Regions from separate parts of the Homo sapiens genome. Here region 1 is linked to region 2. The links are chromatin contacts, found by Hi-C or POLR2A ChIA-PET in ENCODE. All regions are on one chromosome and are shown on one strand. Each heading gives the region's core, a stretch centred on a gene start or an enhancer-like site at or near the end of the contact. The rest is flanking DNA. Distances are from core to core; before and after follow the strand shown. Region 1 has its middle 23 kb from the start of RCAN3AS. Region 2 overlaps STPG1 (sperm tail PG-rich repeat containing 1).

What was found. A loop is a pair of places that touch in the nucleus more often than their neighbours do. ChIA-PET counts read pairs that join two places held with the same protein, here RNA polymerase II (POLR2A). Pooled maps may share reads with other maps.
Region 1: a pooled map shows a loop between it and region 2 (2.7-fold over the local background). The contact joins two enhancer-like sites. A Hi-C loop is called at or near these places in 6 of 50 pooled maps. POLR2A ChIA-PET finds 5 or more read pairs at or near these places in 10 of 52 experiments (CD4-positive, alpha-beta T cell, CD4-positive, alpha-beta memory T cell, CD8-positive, alpha-beta T cell and 6 more).

The regions. Positions count from the first base shown.
Region 1 is chr1:24,476,145-24,482,548 of GRCh38, reverse strand. No RefSeq gene overlaps it. Among named protein-coding and RNA genes, the nearest start is that of RCAN3AS, 23 kb to the left of the region's middle. RefSeq lists an enhancer at 1,259-1,368. Within about 2 kb of position 1,273, at least 9 of the 41 ENCODE cell types and tissues checked have a DNase peak (open chromatin) inside an H3K27ac peak, as active enhancers do; they include CD4-positive, alpha-beta T cell and CD8-positive, alpha-beta T cell, where a contact is called at or near this core.
Region 2 is chr1:24,390,846-24,397,305 of GRCh38, reverse strand. It overlaps STPG1 (sperm tail PG-rich repeat containing 1), which reads left to right. Exons shown (of 9, transcript NM_001199013.2): 3 at 5,627-5,745. Among named protein-coding and RNA genes, the nearest start is that of STPG1, 20 kb to the left of the region's middle. RefSeq lists an enhancer at 4,999-5,248. Within about 2 kb of position 5,210, at least 32 of the 41 ENCODE cell types and tissues checked have a DNase peak (open chromatin) inside an H3K27ac peak, as active enhancers do; they include CD4-positive, alpha-beta T cell and CD8-positive, alpha-beta T cell, where a contact is called at or near this core.

The DNA of each region.
Region 1 (6,404 bases), core at 24-2,523, 89 kb before region 2:
GGCTACCAAGTAGCTGGGATTACAGGCGTGCGCCATCACGCCTGGCTAATTTTTTTGTATTTTTAGTAGAGACAAGGTTTCACCATATTGGCCAGGGTGGTCTCGAACTCTTGACCTCAGGTGATCTGCCTGCCTCAGCCTCCCAAAGTGTTGGGATTACAGGCGTGAGCCACTGTGCCAGGCCGACCCTGTCTTAAAACAAGGTTAAGTGTGTTATGTTTATGATTCTGTGGGGGGCCAGGATGGGGGTGGGGAAGGGCTGGCCTAATGGGAGGCCATGCTTTCTCTTCCAACCCAAACTTTCTGTAAACACAGAAAGAAGGCTGTGGACAAGGAGCCCTATCATGTCCTCCTTACTAATGCTACCTCCTGTGTCAGCCAACAGCTTACACTGACAATGATGACATAGAGAGACAGGAAAAGGTGGGGCAACCCACAGTGTCTTTTCCTTTCAGTCTTTTTTTTTTTTTTAAAGAATCGGGGTCTTGCTGTCACCCAGGCTGGAGTGCAGTGGTATGATCATAGTTCACTGCAGGCTTGAACTCCTGGGCTCGAGCCATCCTCTCACCTCAGCTTCCTGAGCAGATAGGACCACAGGCATGTGCCACCACTCCTGGCTAATAATGTTTAGTTTCTGTAGAGTCAAATTCCTGGGCTCAAGCGATCCTCCTGCCTCTGCCTCCTGAGTAGCTGGGACTTCTGGCGTTTCCTTTTAGTCCTTCTTGACTCATCAACAAGCTGAAGGCAGAGAGAGGTGGTAGAATGTGTGCAATCAATAAATGAAATAAACACAGTTGAGTGTGTTTCATGCAGGGTTCTCACTGTTCTGGTAAGAACAAAATACGTATGTATGAGCTATGAAACACAAATTCTATACTACAGTGATTACAGATACGAGTTAAGTGCTCTTATATTTGCATTTAAAATGGGTATTGCAGAAAACAAAGATGAATGGGTAAAAAATTCATGCTAATCATTTAAAATTTTAATTTGCCTTTACTGAAAATGACATTAAGTAACACATTTAAAAAGTCAAGAGAGAGACTGTTGTTAAAGAGAGAAAAAAGCTTTTAGAAGTCCCTTGGTGGCACTTTTTCTTGGTTTTTGAACTAAGGGCCCCTCCATTTTCATTTTGCACTGGGTCCTGGGGAAAGGAAAGCCTCCAGGCACAAGATACACTGCCTGCTCTGTCACTGCTAGGGCCACCCCCACAGCTTCCATTTCCCTTTCTTGGTTCTCTCGCTTCCTGCTTCGTCCTGACACTGTGAAGTGTCATTGCTCCCTCAGTTATAACATTCACCACACTTTATGTGGTTTGCTTTAATTTCTGACTGCTCTGCATGGGGGAGGGGCACTCTCTCTCCTTCTCCACTGTATATCCAGTGCTTAGCTCCTAGTAAGTGCTCAGTGACACTTACTTTTCATTTTTTACTATGAAAACTTCACATAGGCTGGGCGCAGTGGCTCATACCTGTAATCCCAGCACTTTGGGAGGCCGAGGTGGGCGGATCACCTGAGGTCAGGAGTTCGAGACCAGCTGGCCAAGATGGTGAAACCCCATCTCTACTAAAAATACAAAAATCAGCCAGGCGTGGTGGCGTATGCCTGTAGGCCCAGCTACTTGGGAGGCTGAGGCAGGAGAATCGTTTGAACCCGGGAGGCAGAGGTTGTGGTGAGCCGAGATCGCACCATTGTACTCCAGCCTGGGTGACAAGAGCGGAGCTCAGTCTCAAAAACCACTTCATGTAGACATAAAATAGAGAAAGTAATTTAATGAACCACTGCCCTGTCTGCATTATCCTGCCATTCTTATATTAACTCAATTATTTTATTTTTTAAATTTTTTGAGACAGGGTCTTGCTCTGTCGCTCAGGCTAGAGTGCAGTGGTGCAATCATGGCTTACTGCAGCCTCCATATCAATGGGCTCAGGTGATCCTCCCACCTCGGCTCCCCAAGTAGCTGGGACTCCAAGTGTGCACCACCATGCCCATCTAATTTTTTGTATTTTTGTAGAGACAGGGTCTCACCGTTTGTAGAGACAGGGCCTCTCATGCACCATGCATTGTGTGCATTGTTTTACCAGGTTGCCCAGGCTGGTCTCAAACTCCCGGTCTCAAGCAATCCTCCCGCCTCGGCCTCTTAAAGTGCTGGGATTGTAGGTGTGAACCACTGTGCCCGGCCTCAGTCATTTTAGTCTCTCTCTTTCAAGCTGTTGAATTTCCTCAAATGTCTTGCGATTCTTGGTGGACAATCCCATTTATAAATAAAGAACTACAGTACTTACTAGAGATTTCCTTTGCAGTTGTGTGCATTTGTTTACCCGAAGGCGTACCATCATCCCCTGAATGTGAGGGGGGATTTTCATCTTGGAGGAAGTGAGCAGGCCTGGTCATCGGCTTCCTCCTCAGGTGCATGAGCATGGAGCTGCTGGCTGCCTTGGGACAAGACATCTGCTGAAGGACATGGGACTCGGCTCCAGCTCTCCATAGGTCTGTCTCCCGACAGAACAGAGCTGGAGGTCCATTCGTTTCCTTGCCTGCTGCTCCAATATCCCTACCATGGGCCGTCCACAGCCAAATCTACCACTCTTTTTTTTTTTTTTCAGACGGAGTCTCAGTCTGTCACCCGGGCTGGAGTGCAATGGCGTGATCTTGGCTCACTGCAACCTCCGCCTCCCAGGTTCAAGCCATTCTCCTGCCTCAGCCTCCCGAGTAGCTGGGATTACAGGTATGTGCTCCCATGCCTGGCTAATTTTTGTATTTTTAGTAGAGATGGGGTTTCACCATGTTGGCGAGGCTGATCTCAAACTCCCGACCTCAGGTGAACCACCCGCCTTGGCCTCCCAAAGTGCTGGGATTACAGGTGTGAGTCACCGCGTCTGGCCATCTTCCGCTGTTTAGAGTAATTCTTAGGGTTCCCTCTGGGGCTGATGTTGTTCTGTGTCCACAGGACCTATAAATAGTCTTCCCTTTAATCCAGATTGCTGCCCATAGCACACTTGTTCTTCTCACTTACTGTCTGAGCTCAGAGCCACTCTGGGGCAGAGAGGAGGTGAATGTGTGTGCCTAGGTTGCCATGTTGAACAGGAACCACTAACAGATATTCTTGGCATGGTTAAATAATTGTTTTCTCTCCCACTTAAGGTCAGGGAGTGTCTCTTTTTCAATCTGTGGTCTCCAGGGCTCATCCAGAGCCTCATGGGTCTGGGTCTCCTTTTTTTTATTTTTTTCCCTGAGACGGAGTCTTGCTTTGTCACCTAGGCTGGAGTGCAGTGGTGCAGTCTCGGCTCACTGCAACCTCTACCTCCCGGGTTCAAGCAATTCTCCTGCCTCAGCCTCCTAGGTAGCTGGGATTACAGGCATACACCACCACGCCCAGCTGATTTTTGTATTTTTAGTAGAGATGGGGTTTCACCATCTTGGCCAGGCTGGTCTCGAACTCCTGACTTCAGGTGATCTGCCCACCTCGGCCTCCCAAAGTGCTGGGATTACAGGCGTGAGCCACTGCACCTGGCCTGGGTCTCCTTTTTATAGGGCCTCTCCTCTAAGCTGAGACACAGCATCAGCTAGTGAGGCTGCCTCCTCAGTGCTTGAGTTTCAGCTCCACAGGGCCCCTCCTCCAGGCACCTGCATTTTAATGATTCCAACCTGTTACCTGTCTTCCCCCAGCCCTAGGGGTGGCAGCTTCTGACAGTGTCCTCTCCACAATACCTTAGCCCTCTTTCACCCTTTCAGTTACCTTGTAAAAAAAAAAATGTATACTTAGTTAACAATTATGTATGTATTTATTGTAGAGACAGGGTCTCACTATGTTGCCCAGGCCGGTCTTGAATTCCTGAGCTCAAGCAATCCTCCCACCTCAGCCTCCCAAAGTGCTAGGATTACAGGCGTGAGCCACTGCATCCAACCCTAGTTAACAATTATTTATGTTAAATTTTCTGTTCCAATAACTGCTGTGGCTTCTGTCTCCTGACTTGACCCTGATGGACATGACTGCCTAAGAAATGATACATACCTGGGCTAGGCAGAGTGGCTCACGCCTGTAATCCCACACTTTGGGAGGCCAAGGCAGGCAGATTGCTGGAGTTCAGGAATTCAAGTCCAACCTGGGCAACATGGCAAATCCTGTCTCTAAATTTTTCTAAAAAAATTAAAAAAAAATTTTAAATTAGCTGGGCCTGGTGGTCCCTCCTGTAATCCCAGCTACACAGGAGGCTGAGGTGGGAGGACCACTTGAGCCCAGGAAGTCGAGGCTGCAGTGAGCCGTGATCACACTATTGCTCTCTAGTGTGGGTGACAGAGTGAGACCCTGTCTCAAAATAAATAAATAAAATAAAATAAAGAAATGATACATGCTGGGCACAGTGGTTCATGCCTATAATCCCAGCACTTCAGGAGGCAGAGGCAGGTGGATCACCTGAGGTTAGGGGTTCAAGACCAGCCTGACCGACATGGTGAAACCCCGTCTCTACTAAAATACAAAAATTAGCTGTGCGTGGTGGTGGGCGCCTGTAATCTCAGCTACTCGGGAGGCTGAGGCAGGAGAATCGCTTGAACCCAGGAAGCAGAGGTTGCCGTAAGTTGAGATCGCACCATTGCACTCCAGCGTGGGCAATAAGAGCGAAACTCCGTCTCAAAAAATAAAAGAAAAGAAAAGAAAAAGAAAAAAGAAAAAGAAATGATACACTACGTATATCAATGAAAGGACAGATGGCCTGGCCCAGGGAGTTTATGAAGACTGACAAGCTAATAGCTGTCATGCTACTCAGAACCCAAGGAAGTTTCATTCTATGCAAAAAATAAATAAAAATAAAGAATTTAAAATAATAGTCTATTGATACATAGAGGACTGAAATTTTTTTTAAAATACAGACTTTGAAATCAGTCATATGTAGGTTTGAATCCAGGCTCTGCCACTTACCCACCAGGTGGCCTTGGACAAATTACTGAACTTCCCTGAACCTCCGTTTCCACATGTGTATCATATAACAGGGGTTGAACAGCTTCCTTGTGGGGCCGTTGTGAGAAGAAAATGCATAAAGTATGTAAAGTGCCTGCCCAGAGTGAAAGCTCAATAAAGGGTAGTGGACCTAGAATGTAGGCGGTGTTAAGAGGATGAGACCAGAGATCATAAGACCTGAGTTAAAGTTCTGAGCCTGCAACTGACTAGCCAGTGACATCCTCTCTGTGGCCCTCCCTCTCCTTACACCTATACCAAGACCAAGCGTGGCTCTACAATGCTGGTCTCATCTTACCGGCTTGCAGCAAAATAGGCAAATAATGACAATGTCTGACATTTTTCATAAAGCTAAATTATTCAGTTTAAAGGATTATTATCTGAGATTTTGTTCTTCTTACTGTTTTGGTGTTAATGTCTTTTTTAAATGAAATGACAGGATAGTAGGGTATTTTTTTTTCCTTCCTATGTTCTGATTTGACAAAATAAGTTTGAAGAAGAGCAAGGAGCTGAGACTTGCCCAAACAGATTGGAAACATATTGGAAAGCCTTGATAATTGGAACAGTGTTACTGGTGAATGTATAGGCAGACCACTGGAACAGAATGGCAAGTCCCAAAACTATAGATATTTAGTGTATTATAGAAGTGGCATCCAATTCTTCAGGGCAAATTGGACTATTCCATAAATGGTATTGGCATAGCTTGGTAGCTATCTCAGCAGAATAAAGTTGGATCCATACCTTGAACTGTGCACCAGAATAAACTCCAATGGCTTTCAGATGTAAACACACAACCAGACTATTGTCTAGTAAGTCCAACATAAAAAAAAAAAAACTAAAAAGACTCAAAGATGACGTGGGGAATTCTTTTATAATCTTGGAGTAAGTTAGACCTTTCAAACTATGTTTCAAAATCCAGAAGCTATAAAAGAAAAGACACTCGATTGTGTAATACAAATATTTATATAAGTAAATAACATATTTATATAGACATAACTATATGTAAAACAAAAAACACAGAAGAAAAAGTCTCTTTCATAGTAAAAATAAATACTAGAAGCAAATCAAAAGGCAAGTAACAAACCGGGGGGAAATAATTGTAGGTGTTATCACAGAGAAAAGGTTAATTGATACCAAAGAGCACTTTCAAATAAATAAGAAACCAAAAGAACCATCGAATGGTGAGCAAAGCCTATGGACAATTTACAAAAAAAAAAAAAAACAAATAGTGGCTGGGCGTGGTAGCTTATGCCTGTAATCCCAGCACTTTGGGAGGCCGGGGCGGGTGGATCATCTGAGGTCAGGAGTTTGAGACCAGCCTGACCAACATAGTGAAACCCCATCTCTACTAAAAATACAAAAATTAGCCAGGTATAGTGGCACACACCTGAAATCCCAGCTACTTGGGAGGCTGAGGCAGGAGAATCGCCTGAACCCGGGAGGCGGA
Region 2 (6,460 bases), core at 3,961-6,460:
GGTTTCATATATCTTTACTGATCTATCTACTTGTTTAAATTATCGAGGGAGATGTTTTGAGATCTCTGACTATAATTGTGAAATTTTCTATTTTTTCTCGCAGTTTTATCAGTTTCTGCTTCTTATATTTTCAATCTCTTTTTATTGGGTACATCAGCATTTAGGACTGTTATGTTCTCTTGAGGAGCTGACTGCTCATAATGACCCCATTATGAAATGACCCTCTTTATTGCAGGTAATATTTTTTGCTCTGAAATCTACTTTATCTGATAATATCTAACTATCTTTTGATTAGTGTTAGCATAGTAAATCTTTTTCCATTATTTTACTTTTAACTTATTTCTGAGTTTATATTTCAAGTATGTTTCTCCAAGGTAACATATAGTTGGGTCTTTCTTTCTTATCCAATCTGAGAATCTCTGTTTTTTAATTGGGATATTTAGATTATTTACATTTAATGTGATTATTGGTGTATAAGTTTAAGTCTATCATCTTGTGACTTGCTTTCTATTCGTCCCATCTGTTCTTTATTTACCTTTTCTCTGTCTCTTGTATTATTTTTAATGCTTCAATTTTATCTCCTTTGTTAGCCTATTAGGAATAACTCCTTGTAGTATTTTCCTAGTGGTTACCTTAAAGCAACAGTTGGCAAACTTTGCTCCTTGGACCAAATCTGACCCACTGCCTATTTCTATTAATAAAGTTTTATTGGAACACGGCCACCCCAGTTTGTTTATGTATTGTCTGTGGCTGCTTTTACTCCATAATGGCAGCACTGAATAGTTGCCACAGAGAATAAATAGACTGCAAAGACTAAAATATTTACTATCTAGCCAGGCATGGTGGCTCACACTTGCAATCCCAGAACTTTGGGAGGCTGAGGCAGGAGGATTGCTTAAGCCCAGGAGGTCAAGGCTGCAATGAACTATGACTGCACCACTGCACTCCAACCTGGGCAACAGAGCAAGACCCTGTCTCAAAATATAGATCAATAAGATAGATAGATGATAGATAGATAGATAGATAGATAGATAGCTATAGATGGATAGATAGATAGACAGATATGTACTATCTGGCCCTTAGAAAAAGTTCGTTGATCCCTACATACTTTAGAGTTTATAGTATATATCTTTAACTTATCATGGTCTACCATCAAGTGATATTATAACACTTCACATATAGTAGAAGAACCTTAAAACAGTATATTTTTATTTTTCCCTTCCTGGCCTTTATGTTATTGTTGTTAAACATTTTACTTGTACATATGGTATAAACCCTACAAAACAGTTGTTATTTTTGCTTTACATAAATTTTTTTTTTTTTGAGATGGAGCCTTGCTGTGTCGCTCAGGCTGGGGTGCAGTGGCGCAGTCTTGGCTCACTGTAACCTACACCTCCTGGGTTCAAGCAATTCTCCTGATTCAGCCTCCTGAATAGCTGGGATTACAGGCACCTGCCACCATGCCTGGCTAATTTGGTGAGGAGGCCTCCCAAAGTGCTGGATTACAGGCTACCACACCCGGCCAGTAATCATTACTTTTTAAATGTTTAAAATGTTATATTTAAATTATTCAAGGCTGGGTTTGGTGGCTCATGCCTGTAATCCCAGCACTTTGAGAAGCCGGGGCGGGCAGATCATGAGGTCAGGAGATCGAGACCATCCTGGCTAACACGGTGAAACCCCGTCTCTACTAAAAATACAAAAAATTAGCCGGGCGCGGTGGCGGGCGCCTGTAGTCCCAGCTACTCGGGAGGCTGAGGCAGGAGAATGGCGTGAACCCGGGAGGCAGAGCTTGCAGTGAGCCGAGATAGCGCCATTGCACTCCAGCCTGGGCGCAAGAACGAGACTCCGTCTAAAAAAAAAAAAAAAAAAAAAAATTGTTCAATTTATACTCATAATTTTATATTTTCTATTTACCCACATATTTACTATTTCCAGAGCTTCATTCCTTTATGTGATTCAGATTTCCTACTGGTATCATTTTCTTTGGCCTGAAGGGCTTCCCTTAACATTTCTTGTAGCTCCCATTTGCTGATGATTCTTTCAATATTTATATAGTTTTAAAAGTTTTTATTCTGCTTTTGCTTTTGAAGATATTTTTACTGAGTACAGGATTCTAGGGTGACAGGTTTTTTTTTTCCTTTTATTGCCTTAAAGGTGTTGTTTTCAGTATCAATCTGCTGTCATTCTCGTATTTGTTTCTTCATATGTGACATGTCTTTTTTCTCTGCCCAATTTTAACATTTTCTTCTTATCACTTTTTAAGCAATTTGATTATGGTTGGCCTACGGTGTCATTTTCTTCATGTTTCTTGTATTTGATGTTAAGTGACTTTCTTGAATCTGTGAGTCAATAGTTTTTTTAATCAAATTTGGAAAAATTTCAACCATTTTTTCTTGAACTATTTTTTTCTATTTCTTCTCTCCTCATATTTCTTTTTTTGAGAGCCTGATTACATATATATTAGGCTCCTCAAAGTTTCCACACAGCTCACTAATCCTTTTTCTTGTCCTTTTTCTGTTTTATTTTGTATAGTTTTATTTCTAGGTCTTCAAGTTTACTAATCTTTTTTTCCTCTAATGTCTAATTTGCTATTCATCTCATCTAGTGTATTTTTAATCTCAGACATTTAGTTTTCACATCTGGTAGTTCGATTTGGATCTTGTCATTATATCTTCCATATCTACTTAATATGTTCAGTCTTTTCTCTGGCTTCTTGAACATATGAAATACAGTTAGTGCAGCAGTTATAATGTTCTTCTCCACTAATTCTATCATCTGTATCATTTCTGAGTTGGTTTTGATCATTTATTTTCTCCCCACTTTGAAGTATATTTTTCCTTCTTCCTCCTATTAATTTTTTATCAATGCCAGGTATTTTGAATTTTACCTCTTAGGTGCTATTTTTGTAGTCCCATAAATATTCTTGTGCTTTGTTCTGAGATGCAGTTAAATTATTTGGAGACAGTTTGATCTTTTCAGGTCCTGCTTTAAAGCTTTGTTAGCTGGAACCAGAGCAGTATTTAGTCTAGGGGTAATTTTGCCCCATTTCTGAGGCGAAACCCTCCTGCATACTCTATGTTCCATGAATTATGAGGTTTTCCCGCTGTGACTCATGAAAACAGGAGCTATTCCCGGCCCTGTGGAAGCCTCAGGGATTGCTCACTTGAATTCTGCCAGGCGGTTCCTTCTCCAGCCCTGGGTAGTTTTCTCATGCCATGTGTTGGTCAATACCCAGGAACTTACTCAGGGGACCCCGTTGCAGAGCTCCATAGCTCTCCATCTGGGTAGCTCTCTCTTCTCTGGTACTCTGCTCTGTGAACTTAGCTGTCTTGGTCTTTCTGGACTCCCAGATCTATTTCCTCAACTCAGGAAGACCACGGGGCTCCATCTGGATCCCTTCTTCCTGTGCTGTGGTCTTGAGATTTTCTCCTGGCAGAAAGCTGGGGACCATCTTATTGCCAACCTCATTTACTTTGCTTCTCTCAGGGATCCCTGTCCTTTGTTGCCTGATGTCCAGTATCTTGATTGCTTTATATATCTTGCCCATTTTTAACTTTTTTTTTCCAGCTGGGAGGGCAAATCTAGTCCTGTTTTGGTAAGAAATAGGAGTTCAGTCATCCAGAGTGTTTTTCAAAAATTCTACTTTTTAAATTGTTTCATCAAGAGGGCTGCTCTGACACATGCATTTCTGTTATAGCCAGAAGCCTTGGATCTCCTTTCCAGTCAGGCAGAAACCTCTCCTTTCCCCAGGAGAATGTCCTTCCTTTAACCTTTTTTAAATAACTCTCTTTTTACTGCCTCCTCTGCACACTCTCTTAGCTGTTCTATAGGCTTAGGCTTTTAGAAACAAAAGCCAGGAAGTCTTGCAGCTGCTTCTGCCTTTTGATTTGCTGTATAGCTCTCTTAAAGCAAACAAACCAAAAACATAGCCATTCATCTACTTAAATGGGGAGGGGAGGAGAAGAATACATTTACTGTATATTGGTATCCCCAAATATTTTCTACTTAAACACGTATTCAGCTCCTTTTACTTGCTTCATCCTCCACCCAGGCAGATTAGGCTTCAGTGTCCCTCTCCCCATCGTGTTTATTGAGCACTTACTAGAGGCCAGCTCAGGAAGAGGAAGCACAGCTCAGAGCTCAAGAGCCTGGACTCATTAGGCAAATCATGTTCACACCCTACCTGTTCCGCTTAAGTGCTGGGTGATTCGGATGAGTAACTTAATCCCTCTAAGCCTCAGTTTCCTCAACTGTGAAGCTGGTTCATGATTGTACCCCTTGAGGGGTCCCTGTTGTCTTCAGGCTTCCTGCTCTGAAAAGGAGTATTGTTTTTTAAAAAAATTCAGAGATGAAGAAATGAGCCTTACTGATAGTTTCCATACAAACCACCCTCTGTCATGGCTAACACATACTTTCTTCTTTCCTTCTCTTGACTGTTTTTTTTCCCCCATTTCTGCGCGTATTTCCTCTCTGAAGGTTAGGATTCTGATGTTAAAATAATTTGGCTTACTGTTGTGAACAGCCTACAGAGTCAGGATGCACCCCCCCACCCAAAATTTGGTTTGGATGTCAAGACTTACGGTGCCACACACACGCTCATGAAGAGTGTAGGAAAAGGCTTATCACCCACATAGTGAGGCCTTCTGAGGACAGCAGCACAGCCTTCCTAACCTGATCCAATAATGGCTTGAGAGAGCAGGGAAAGGAGCCTGGCTTGGGGGTTTTCTTATGGTTGGAAAGCGAGGCTGGACTGAGGGCAGGGGTCTGCGTGGTTTGAACTTCCAGCTGGTGCCACAGGAGGGAGCTCTGGGCTTTCTCATCCGCTTGCCCAGTGGTAGGGCAGAAGGGAATGAGGGAGTGGTGAAGCTGAAGAGCTATCAGCCATCAAACATCAAAAAACTGGAGTCAGAGTCCATTACACTTACAGGTTAGAGTCTATAATCAACCTGCTATGCAGACAGATGCTGCCAAGTTCTAGCAGTTGTGGAAGTCTCAGCAGGAGGGGAGTTTATACATCAGACATGCATGTATACATCGCAGCCTAGACAAAGGAACTTTTAACTTCAGTTTCTATAGATGATCCCTTTCTGCTTTTTAACCCCATGTCTGCTCAAAACAGAAACGAAAACTTACACCTGTCTTGCACAGTGCCCTGAAAAGTGAGAGCCAGCCCCAGGCTGGGATTTCCCTAACCTCTTTGGATTTTAACGGCCTAATGCTGGTGTCTGAATCTAGGCCAAGGAGCAGTGAGGACGCTTCCTCTGTCCTGACCGCGCCTCGTCCAGGCTGCTCCCAGAATAGTTTTGCTGTCTCCTTCCTGCCTGGCAAGAATGTCTTTACTATCATCTCCTTCCTTTTCTCCGGGACAGCCTGTTTAAGGTACTTTATGTGACCACATCTCACTAATTTAAGAGCTGGAGGGGGGAAGTCCGATAAATTGCCGAGAGGGAAAGAAAGTGGGGAATTTTTTTTTTAATCCGGTTTCGTGTCTGTTTCCTGTCAAAAGGCAAGTTTCTCTTCTCTACCATTTAAAATAAAACTTTAATATACACCTTTGTGTTTTCCACATTTGTCAATCATTGTTTTGTATTCATTTTGATTTTACTCCATTTTTGTTGTTTAGGTTTTACTGCTGCATATCCAACACAATCCTCCATTCCTTTTAAATCTCAAGCTTCAGTAATCCCAGAATCAGAAAAAAAAGGATTCAATAGTCAAGCCAAGAGATTTCCTCATAAGAAGGTAATGACGTTGTCTCAGGGGTTCTTTCGTTTTAGTCTGGATTTTAGCCTTGCGGGACAGGCACGTTCTGTCTGGCTGCTGTGTCTTTCTGTGGACAGTGGAGGGCAGTGTGCTCCCAGGAGCCGCGGCACCAGCTCCACTGAGGGGCACCGACTGGACTAACTGTAAGAACGAGCCTGAAAAATGGGACATCCAGGGAAAAACAACTGTGTCTGGATTTATGGCGCCAAAAATATTGAACTGGACCAAAACTATTTTAAGAAAACAATATATTTTAAAAATCATCATAAAGCTAAAAAATTGCAAAAATTCCCAAGTGTTATCAATTAAGTAAAAGATTAAAAAAAAATCTTCCCCATCCTTGTGAGAGGAAATCACATGACTTCAAATAACACAAGAGGAAAAGAAGAGTCGAATACATCTAGAATTACCTTTGGAGGGCCGGGCACGGTGGCTTATGCCTGTAATCCCAGCACTTTGGGAAGCTGAGGTGGGAGAATTAATTGCTTGAGCCAGGAGTTTCAGATCAGCCCAGGCAACATAGCAAAACCCAATCTCTACAAGAAAAGAAAAGAAAAGAAAAAAGTACAAAAATTAGCTTGGCATAGTGGTGTGTGCCTGTAGACCCAGCTACTCAAGAGGCTGAGGAAGGAGGATCACCTGAACCGAGGAGGTCGAGGCTGCATTGAACCAAGATAGCGCAACTGTACCCTAG